Regions from separate parts of the Homo sapiens genome. Here region 2 is linked to region 1. A link is a loop called in an ENCODE intact Hi-C map of the cell type or tissue named here. Cell type or tissue: B cell. All regions are shown on one strand. Each heading gives the region's core, and the rest is flanking DNA. Links, peaks and the distances in the headings are about the cores only.

The links. A loop is a pair of places that touch in the nucleus more often than their neighbours do. Peaks named below come from ENCODE experiments on the same cell type or tissue, not always from the same donor. Only the 100,000 strongest peaks of a DNase experiment are listed, where the experiment ranks them.
Region 2: a loop joins it to region 1, with 2.3 times the contacts of the local background. A loop is called at or near these places in 1 of 110 quality-filtered maps.

Annotation. Positions count from the first base shown.
Region 1 is chr9:31,444,103-31,449,499 of GRCh38, forward strand. No RefSeq gene overlaps it. Among named protein-coding and RNA genes, the nearest start is that of LINC01243, 65 kb to the left of the region's middle. In B cell, for the core only: no CTCF peak of the experiment used is centred there; a DNase peak (open chromatin) is centred at 2,069; H3K27ac peaks cover 1,326 bases.
Region 2 is chr9:31,344,619-31,350,015 of GRCh38, forward strand. No RefSeq gene overlaps it. Among named protein-coding and RNA genes, the nearest start is that of LINC01243, 34 kb to the right of the region's middle. RefSeq lists enhancers at 2,528-2,597, 2,628-2,687. In B cell, for the core only: no CTCF peak of the experiment used is centred there; a DNase peak (open chromatin) is centred at 2,623; H3K4me3 peaks cover 1,803 bases; H3K27ac peaks cover 2,383 bases.

The sequences.
Region 1 (5,397 bases), core at 92-5,091:
GCTTGCCAATGCTCCCAGCTGAACAAAGCCCTTCCTTCTACAACTCAGTGTCTGAGAGGTTTTGTCTGTGGCTCGTCCTGCTACAATATAGTTAGCACTTTATAGTTAGCACTATAAAGCATTATATAGTTAGTACTTTATGGTCATTTTCATTTCTCTTGGGTAGGTTCCTGTAAGTGGTATTGCTGAGTCATATAGTACTTTATAGTACTAAATACTATAAAGAAAAAGAAAATGTTTCTTAAATACTATAAAGAAGCACCGTCTATAAAAGAAAAATGTGTTATATCAGACTTGGTAAAAACTAAAAACATTTATACTTCAAAGGGCACCTTTAAGAAAATCGAAAGACAAGATACAACCTGGGAGAAAGTACTTCCAAATCCTAATTTTGACAAAGGACTTGTATTCAAAATGTATTCTGATTATTATTATTATTATTATTATTATTATTATTATTATTATTATTTTTAAAGCCATACCTCTACAGTAAGCTTACTTTCTTTTATTATTATTATTATACTTTAAGTTCCAGGGTACATGTGCAGAGCGTGCAGGTTTGTTACATAGGTATACAGGTGCCATGGTGGTTTGCTGCACCCATCAACCCGTCATCTACATTAGGTATTTCTCCTAATGCTATCCCTCCCCTAGTCCCCCAACCCCCAACAGGCCCTGGTGCACGATGTTCCCCTCCCTGTGTCCATGTGTTTGTTCTCATTGTTCAACTCCCACTTATGAGTGAGAACATGCAGTGTTTGGTTTTCTGTTCTAGTGTTACTTTGCTGAGAGTGATGGTTTCCAGCTTCATCCATGTCCCAGCAAAGGACATAAACTCAATAACCAGAAGACAAATGGCCCACTTTAAAAATGGGCTTAAGTTTTCAATAGAAATTTCAGGATGGTCACAGTGGTTCCATGGGTACAATCCCAGCACTTTAGGAGACAGGCAGGAGATTCACTTAAGGCCAGGTATTCCAGACCAGCCTGGGCAACATACTGAGACCCCATTTCTACAAAAAAATTAAAAGTTAGCCAAAAATAGTGCCTCATATCTATAGCCCTAGCTTCTCAGGAAGCTGAGGCAGGATAATTGCTTGAGCCCACAAATTTGATGCTGCAGTGAGCTATGATTGAACCACTGTACTCCAGCCTGGGTGAGAGAACAAGACCTTGTCTCAAAAAACAAACAAATAAAAAAAAACAGACATTTCAACAAAAAGATGTACATCGACCAATTAGCATGGAAAAAGACACTCAGCATCATAATTAGGAGAATGCAGATTAAAACAAAAATGTCATACTACATAACACCCACTAGAATGGTTCTAAAAAAAAAAGACGGACACCAATACATGTACATCCTTATACATTACAGGAGGGAAAGTAAAATGGTATAGTGGCTTTGTAAAATGGTTTTTAAAACTTAAATGTAAATGTAAAGCATGACTCAGCAATACCACTTACAGGAATCTGCCCAAGAGAAATGAAAATACATGCCCACACAAAGACTTCTATGTGATGTTTATAGCAGCCCAATCCATAATACACCAAAACTGAAAACAAACACCTATCAACCAGCAAGTGAAGAGGAAGATATGGTACATCCATACAGTGGAATAACAATTCAATGATAAAAAGAAGCAAAGTACTGATACCTGCCACACAGATGACCCTCAACAAAATTATACTATTAAAAATAATCCAGGCACAAAAAAACCCTCTCACATATTTTATGATTGAATGTATATGAATTGTGCATTAAAAAATCTGAAAGTAGATTGGTGGTTGCCTGCAACTGAAGTTGGCTATACGAAGTACTTGGGAAAGAAACAAGGGATGTTTTTGGAATGATGAAAATATTTTAAAATTGGGTTGTTGTGATGGTTATACAACCCTATATTTTTACTAAAAACTGTATTGTATGCCTAAGACAAGTACATTTTATATGATGTAAATTATGTTTGAGTAAATCTGTTTAAACAAAATGAAGCTTGCAGAGGCCTCTTCCTCTTTCACTGTTGTTACCATAGTTACTTGCTGGTATCAGGTCCTCTGAATTTTCCAGTGAGTACTCATTCGCATCTTCTGTGTTCCTGTGCTCTTGAATTGTTGAAGTTCCTCTTTCTCCACCCTACCACCTATGCACTGCTGGTAGACCTGGATTCTTTCCTTGTGGTGCCTAGATTTCTATGTTGCTTTATTTCGCACCCTCCTTTCATCGTTCCTGGAGAATCCTTGTCATGTCGCTTCATAAACGGTGTTCTACATGAAATATTTATTTTCCTATCCTAGATACCCTGCTTGTTTTTCTTAGGGGATTTGAAGAGAGGACTAATTTAAAGCTGCACTGCTATTATTATCCTTCCCCATAAGGGAGTCTGAATTACTTTAAGTCATAAGGGAAAAATTATGCCAACAACCAGAGTCAACATACCTGTTAGGGTTCATGATGCCAGACAGGCCTGTAGTACAGAGATGCACAGTGTTGTTATGGATGTCAAGTGAAGGAATCAGAAAATAGTTACACAGATATTAATGACAAAGTTCCACAGTTCCTTTACAGATAAACAGACATGCTTGCATGTCTGTACATTATCACTGTAGAAGCCTTCATACCAACTGAATAATTCCTACCCATTTTTAAGGCCTAATATAGAATCTACCTTTGTGTCCAGAAAAACCTTCTCTGATCCACAAAATGTGAGTTAGCTAGGCCTATATTTACAGTCTTCCTTTTTAAAATTATCAAATTTATTGTAAGTTGCTGTTTACTTATCTCTTTCTTCCACTAAAGTGTAAGTGATAAGAAGCCAGTGGCTATGTTAATCTTATTTATCTTTTTAAACCTAGCAGCTCAACATATGTTTATTGAATTACTTAACCATCTAATTATTTCTTTATTACTGAGTCTCAATATATGTAAATCTCATATGTCTTCATTTTAATTATATTCTGTATGGTTATTTTTGCCTTTAACATTTTGTGGCTCTATTTTTTGCTTTATAATTTTATATAAACTTCTGGTTTGTATTTTCAACTTATTATTTTCTATATTTTCTTCATTCTTTGAATGTCCATAGCATTTTGACTGTATCTCTCTTTTAATATTTATTTTATTCCTTCTTGTATAATTGTTGTCTGTTTCTCTCATGCTAGCTACTAAATTTTAAACCATCTGTGGAAACAATTGGGACTTTCTAACTCTAGCCTCCTTGCTATATTTTACATAAAAATAGGGTACCATCTGCAACTGATTGATTTAGAATGATTTAGGCTTATTGATGATATAACATGTGCTAAGCTTGTGCTAAACATGCAGGCACAGTGTAGATATGCTATCGATTGCTTGATCTATATTACAAAATATGAGGAAACCACTGGGTAACAGTTTAAAGTCTTGACTTTTTCCAATTATAGAAATCAGAAAACCTATTATGAAATAAATCTTCTGATTTATCATGTCCATTTATTTTTAACTCAATAATCTTTTATCTGAGTTCTATGCCTTGGAAAAGCAGAGTAAGACTTTAAGATAATAAGAGTAAACTATTTAATTATTAGGCAAAAAAAACCCAAAATAAAACCATTCACCATTTCTCTCTAATATGAATAAATCCACTCAAAGGTATGCTTTTTACTCCCTAAGAAACTACCCAGAGATACATAAATGCATCCACTGATGCTCACTTAAAAATCACTTACTAAATACTGTGTAATACATTAAACCTCTTTACATATTTTATCTTAGGGCCTCAAGTTTATATCAGTCAAGTTTTTTCATCTGGTAAATATATATACCCTCACTGAAATTTTCTTGCCATATTTAATGTGTGGTAGGACTATTTCATTGCTTACTTTAGCCTAATTGTGCATTGTATCTTCCAAGCTTTACTGATACTCCTTAGATGAATAATAAGATGCTCTACTTGCATACTTGGAAAGTATTGGTCATTAATTTTATAATTATTTTTTTCTAGTCAGAACAAAACAAGAAAATTTCTCCCAATTCAGTTTATATAGATGTTACAAAACTCATTCCAAAATTTGACAGTAATAGGAAAAAATAAAAATGTATAGTCCTGTATTATTTATAAAATAGATGCAAGAATCCTAAATTGAACGCAACAAATACAATTCAGGAATGTATTAATTAACTACTAAATCAAAATACTTAACAGGGACTTATTCCGGAAAAAATACAAATAACTAAACCTTAAGAAAAATACACACATAACGTATACACATGAGGTTTATTCACATGCATATATCTGTAAGTTGTTTATTAATTCTCATATATTGACAATAAAGTTAACCTGAAAGCATATAATACAGTAGCATAGGTGGAAAAAGTTGAGAAAAACATTAACTAAAATAGTATATCCTTCAAATACATCTTAAAATACAGACAGATAACTTAGAAAATGACTTATTCTATACCTTGAAGAGACTATGTGAAAATGTCTTACAAAGTATTCTGAAAACTACTAATAGCCAAGTATAAAAATTGACAATGGCAATGAACTGAATATTTATAAAAAAATTAAAATAAAATAATACCATGCTAAAATTTACACTGTGTAGGATTAAAGACATTCTAAATAATGTTATCATTGTTATTCCATACTGGGAAAGTGATAATTCAATCAAATCTTTCAGCCTGACTCATTTTCAGTTATTGGCTTAAAGATGTTTCACCCACAGATGAAATTTTCCTTAAAGTTTATATTTAATGAGTACCTTGAACCAGAGAAAATAGTTGAGTCAATAAAACATTAATATGTGAATTTTAGTTCTAAATATGGGATTTTAAGAAGAGAAAATAAACCAAGTGGAAATTATCACAGTCTTGGCAATTGAAAACGAGAGAGATGGAATATAGGTAGCAAGCCCTCGATTATTAGAATAAAGCAAAAAGGGGACTATAAGAATGCTGAGCCCTTCCCAGATGCTGATCTCACCCTTCCACCTGGGAAAGAGGTGGTCAGACAGCCCAGACAGCTCCTCATAGTCCCAGGACAGCCATTAGCATCATTCATGCATGCTACTAGCCACATCTCTTTGATAGGATGCACCAGATAGGATGCACATCAACTAACTTCTGAATATAGTTCTGAAAAACTAACTTCTGAAAAACAGTGACTTGAATTGCTTTCTGTTTTGTCTGCTGCAACTCAGCTATTTTTCACTTTTTTTTTTTTTTGAGACAGGGTCTCACTCTGCTGCCCAGGCTGAAGGACGAAGTGCAGTGGCGTGATCATAGCTAACTGCAGCCTCAAATGTCTGGGCTCAAGTGATGCTCCTGTCTCATCCTCCCAAGTAGCTGAGACTACAGGCACATGTCACCACACCCAGCTATTGTTTTAATTATTATTTTATTTTTTGTAGAGATGGGGG
Region 2 (5,397 bases), core at 160-5,159, 99 kb before region 1:
AAATTTAATATACATTTTTTACTTTATATTGATTTACTGATTTTTTTTTTTTTTTTTTGAGATGGAGTTTTGCTCTTGTCACCCAGGCTGGAGTGCAATGGCATGATCAGCCTCCCAAGTAGCTGGGATTACAGGAGTGCGCCACCATGCCTGACTAATTTTTGTATTATTGGTAGAGATGGGGTTTCACCATGTTGGCCAGGCTGGTCTCAAACTCCCGACCTCAGGTGATCCACCTGCCTCAGCCTCCCAAAGTGCTGGGATTACAGGCAGGAGCCACTACACCTGGGCTGATTTACTGATTTTTAAAGTCTAAAACAACCATTCATTCACAGAGAGTAAAACACTTAGTTATTATATATCAGCATTTTCATACATTACTACATGAAAACAGGCAATTCTTTAAATTTATTTCAAGTTCATGAGAGATATTGATTAGGGAGTTTATTCTCAAGTAATATTTTCCAGGTTTTATTATCAGGGTTCTATCTTGGATAGCAAGTAGAGAAACATTATCTATACCTCGAATATCTGAAAATTTTTTTCATAGGTTTGCTATTATATATTTTATAAATATTTAATAGAATTTAACAGAAAAGTTATCTATGTCTAAAGATTTTTTTTAATGAGAAAGTTTGAAATGACAGATCCGATTTCTTTAACTGACATGGAATTGTGCAGGTTTTCCATTTCTTCCTGTGTCAGTTTTTTAAAGTTATTTTTCTCAAAGAATTTGCCTATTTTATTTAAGTTATATTATAGACATAAAGTTTCTCATAATATTCTCTTCCTGTTTAAAATATTTTATAATTCATAATAATCCCCTGTTCTCAATCATCTTGTTAGAAATTTTTTTCTCTCTTTTTTTGTTCCTTCTTGCTTTAACCTATTTAGTGAAACAAAATTTGGCTTGTTTCAATGTCCTTTGTGTTAATCCATTTTCTATTTTACTGATTGCTGTTACTTTAGTTATTATATTCATCTTTCTACTTTATTTGCATGTAGTTTGCTCAACTTTTTCTGGAAATCTATGCTTATACTTAAGTGGTTCACTTGTAAACTGCCTATATTTAAGCCTCTTTTTATAAAATCTGACAGTTTTTCTAATGTAATTGGAGTGGTTAGACCATTTATATTTAATATAGTTACCGATGAGGTTGTTTTAAAATATACAAGCTATTGCTATTTCCTTCTGTTTTTTCTTTTTACATTTTTGTCTCTTTTGAGGAACTCAAGTAATTTTTTATTTTGTCAGCACTATTGCATTTCACTTTTCCTATTTTAATGTTTACTTAGCACTTTAAAATACATATGGCTAACTTGAGCTCAGTTTGAATTAATATTTTAATAATCTGTTAACAAGAATAACAATCTTTTGTTATTATTGATATATAAATAAATACCATATTTTATTCTACTTAAGCCATACATCCAAAATTACACAGATCTTTTAATGTTTTATTATAGACTTTTATCTTTATCTATATTAATCTATCATTCTCATACTTTCCTGCAGATTTGTGCTTCTTCCTGAAAACATTTTTCCTTTACCTGAAGAGTAAATTTTGTTTTTTCTATTGTGGGTATGCTGGAGACAAATTTTTTTCAGCTTTCATTTTTCCAGTTATCTATTTATTTTACTTTCATTTATGAAGGATATTTCACTAGATTAAAAACTATTGACTAGATTTTCTTTTCCTTTTTGCTCTTTAAAAATGACATTTTATTGCCTTCTGGTCATCTGGGTTTCATTATCAGTGATGACAATATTTAAGTTTTTAAAAGCATTTTTATGAAGCCTTTATGATATGCTTTGGGTTGGTGCATATGTGTATTTGTGTTGTATTAATCCTGTTTGGGGTTTAATGAGCTTACTGAAATTCATATTAAAGGTTTTACAAATTTAGGAGATTCTTTCATATTGTATCTTCAAAATTTTCTGTGTCTTAATTATCTTTCTGTGTTATTCTCAGTCTCCTAACATGGAAAAATATTTGACATTACCTCAGAAGACTGATACTCTGTTTTAATTTTTTCTTTTATTTATAAATTAATCTATGCTCACTCTATACTTTGTATAGTTTTATTAATGTATCTTAAATTCTCTAAGCCATTTTTTCTTCTGTGACAAGTCTGCTGTTACCCTATCCAAGCAACACTATTTAAGATTTTAAAAAATTCTTAGTTGAAGAAAATACATTTGGTTCTTTTATAAAATTATAAAATTTCTGTGAAAATAATAATCTCCTATTCTCAGCCATCTGTTAAAATGACCAATACTTTCATTGATTTTGTCCACTTTTCTCTCTGATTTTTCTCTTATTTGTAATCATTTTTATAAAGTGTTTTTTCTAACACTTAGGTTGTTTGTTGTTCTGTTCCCATTTTCTTATTTAACTGTTGAATATGAATATTAATTTTACGGTTTTCTGCCCCTTATGTAAATGTTTTTTGTATACCAAATATTGTGTTCAAAAAAAATTGTAATTTGACCAAATACTATTATATTTTTCTCTTTTGATATACATTTACACGCAGGGGACAATACTTTAATCCTTTCAGGGCTGAGCTGAGTTGTTTGGCCTGTTTGTTTTTGCTGCTGAGTGAGTTTCAGTTTCCTTTTAGCTTCCTGTTCTTAAGAATAACATGTGGTTCCGTACATCTAGCAGGATGTTGTGATATAAGTACAGCAGGACTTCAAAGACTTATTTCTGTTTTTCAATCCATCCTCCAGCCTTCAATTCTATTATGCTTTCAGAAAATGTCCTGTAAAAAAGAACTGGCAGGCAGGAAAAACTTAGCTGTATATTTGGGATCCCACATACTCGAATCTATCACATCAGTTCAAATGGTTGCTATCCATTCCGCTGGTTTCTCCTTATCCCATAACAGTCCCTTTAAGTTTGGCAGGCTTGATCCTCTACCCACCCGTGGCCGAGGTTTAACATATGCCTGAGAGAAGGAAGAGATCACTGGTTTCTGTTTTTCTAGAAACTTCTGGTATTTCTCTGGAACATAATCATTAAGAGTCTTTTGAATCACCAGCACTTTTTGCCTTTAAAAACATAGGACTTTTAATTTATCTAGGAAACAATTTCCAAAAAATGGAAACAATTTTTTCTTACGAATTCTACATTCTAGCTAGAGCAGAATATCTGGAGACAAAGAGCTTTAGTTCAGTATAATAGTGATGACTGTTAATGTTTATTGAATACTGCTGGATGTAAAGTTTGACACTAATCACTTTAAATACGGTATCTCACTTAATACTAGAATGTATTTAGTTATCTCATTTTAAATCAAGGAAAAAAGAATCGTAGATGTTAGTATTTTTCTAAATATCAAATGTTGAAAAAGTGTGCCACAATGAGCTTTGAATTCGGATGTAATTTCCTCAAGAGATGACATATTATGTTGGCTTTGCTTGATGTAGACAACATATAGCATAGTGACTTCAATTTGGAACCTACTAAAAAACCTTATGGGGAGAAGATAGTACTACAAAGGCTTGGAGAGGGACAGCTGTTGGTTAGTATTCATGTAAACACACATACACTGCCTCCTGGCACACCTGAGATGGGAGAGCCAACTGTCTTAAAGTTTCAGTGATGCTGAAAGCATTCTCAATGTTCTGATGAGAATAATATCCACTGAATCAGAAATCAAAGAAATCAACCTCACATGCTATAAGCTTTTATCCCCTACAGCTAGACAGGTCAGAGACAGACCAGTGATGGTCAAAAGATGCTGAAAATTAACAATTGATTCTAAGCATTCTACAGATGATTACTAATTTGTGAGTGTTAAAGAAGTATACTGATTTACCTTTTAGAGGTCAGTATTGAAAGTGTGGAAAAAACCTTCCACAGGATCTAAAGATTACAGCAACAATTGAGAGGCACTTTGAAATTTGTCAAAATGGGAGAGGATATAAGCATTTAGTTTGGTAAAATAGATTCAATCCAAACAACTGTGCTATCATTATCAGCATGAAACAATGTAATAATCTGAATAAGAAGGCTCTGTTTTAAAAAACAGTTGCTAAAGTGTTATGATAACCTCAGAAATATCCCAAGAGGAATGAAACTCTAAACAGAAAACAGGAATTCAAATATTTTTCTCTGAATCGATATTTTATAGTGGGAGAATGATACTTCTCCAAATTGACATTCAGATTTTCAAACTAAAATGTTAATCTTTATCTTTCTGTCATTCATTATCTCTTCTCTGAGCCAAACTCATAAAGACAAAGGTAACATATGTTAGAAATGGAAATGATCATTTGGGCAATGCGTACAATATCCTGCAGCTCCAGTAAAATTATTTCAGTTTTAGTTGTTTTTCTCACATTGGTGTAAATCCTCCCAGGGTGGGGAGAATGGAAAGCATATTACTTCAAATCTTCAAGAAGATCTTCTTTAAACTAAGACAATTTGCACACACATTGTTTCATAAGTGGGAGCTGAACATTTTTACACATGGACACGAACATGGGAACAATAAACACTGGGGGCTACTGGGGTTGGGGGAAGAAAGGGGAGGGTTGAGGGTTGAAAAACTACCTATTGCATATATACTCACTACCTGAGTGATGGAATCATTCATATCCCAAGCCTCAGTGTCACACAACATACTCATGTAACAAACCTGCACACGCAACCCCTGAACCTAAAATAAAAGTTAAAATAAATTGGACTATAAACTTCTCATTTTAATTATAAACCAATTCCAATTTATTTATTTCCCAATTTGCTGTTAGTATTTACTTAGTAACTGTGATGAACCAAAATATAAACATTTTACACTAAAAATTATACAGCAAATATGAGTTGACTTAACCACTATGTCCTTAAGTTCCCCTTTATCCAGTCTTCTATTCCACTATCTGTTTCAATAATGTCAAGATCCTCCAGCTGTGTTTCTTCATTCCTGCCAATATGAGACGTGTAACTTATGTTTAAGTAACAATTTCAATGAATGAACTATTTCTTACAATAGCAAGGAATGTACTACTCCTGGCTTTCAAATTATGATGTAAAGCAATTCTAGTCATTGATCCGCAGGGACAAGGATAGAGATGGTGCCTTATCTTATGAACCCTGTTTGTGAGCTCCCTAACTTAGGGGAGGTTCTTACAGACTCTCTGGGCCAGGGGAGGCTGATGTCACCCTGACAAAAAGGAGGAAACTGCACTTTCTATCCTGTAAAGTCAGAGAGAATCCAGTGTTTAGAGATTTTTCAGGTTTTTCTGCCAAAATGGCTATACTCGAGGTCATAAAATCCCATTCTTTCTCTACCAGGGTGCTGAAATTGGCCAAGAACACCTGTGGAGACCACGCCTTCAGTCTCCTCTGAAGCTGTGCCCTGCAGTTACAGAAGAAAAGGTGCTCTTTGTAC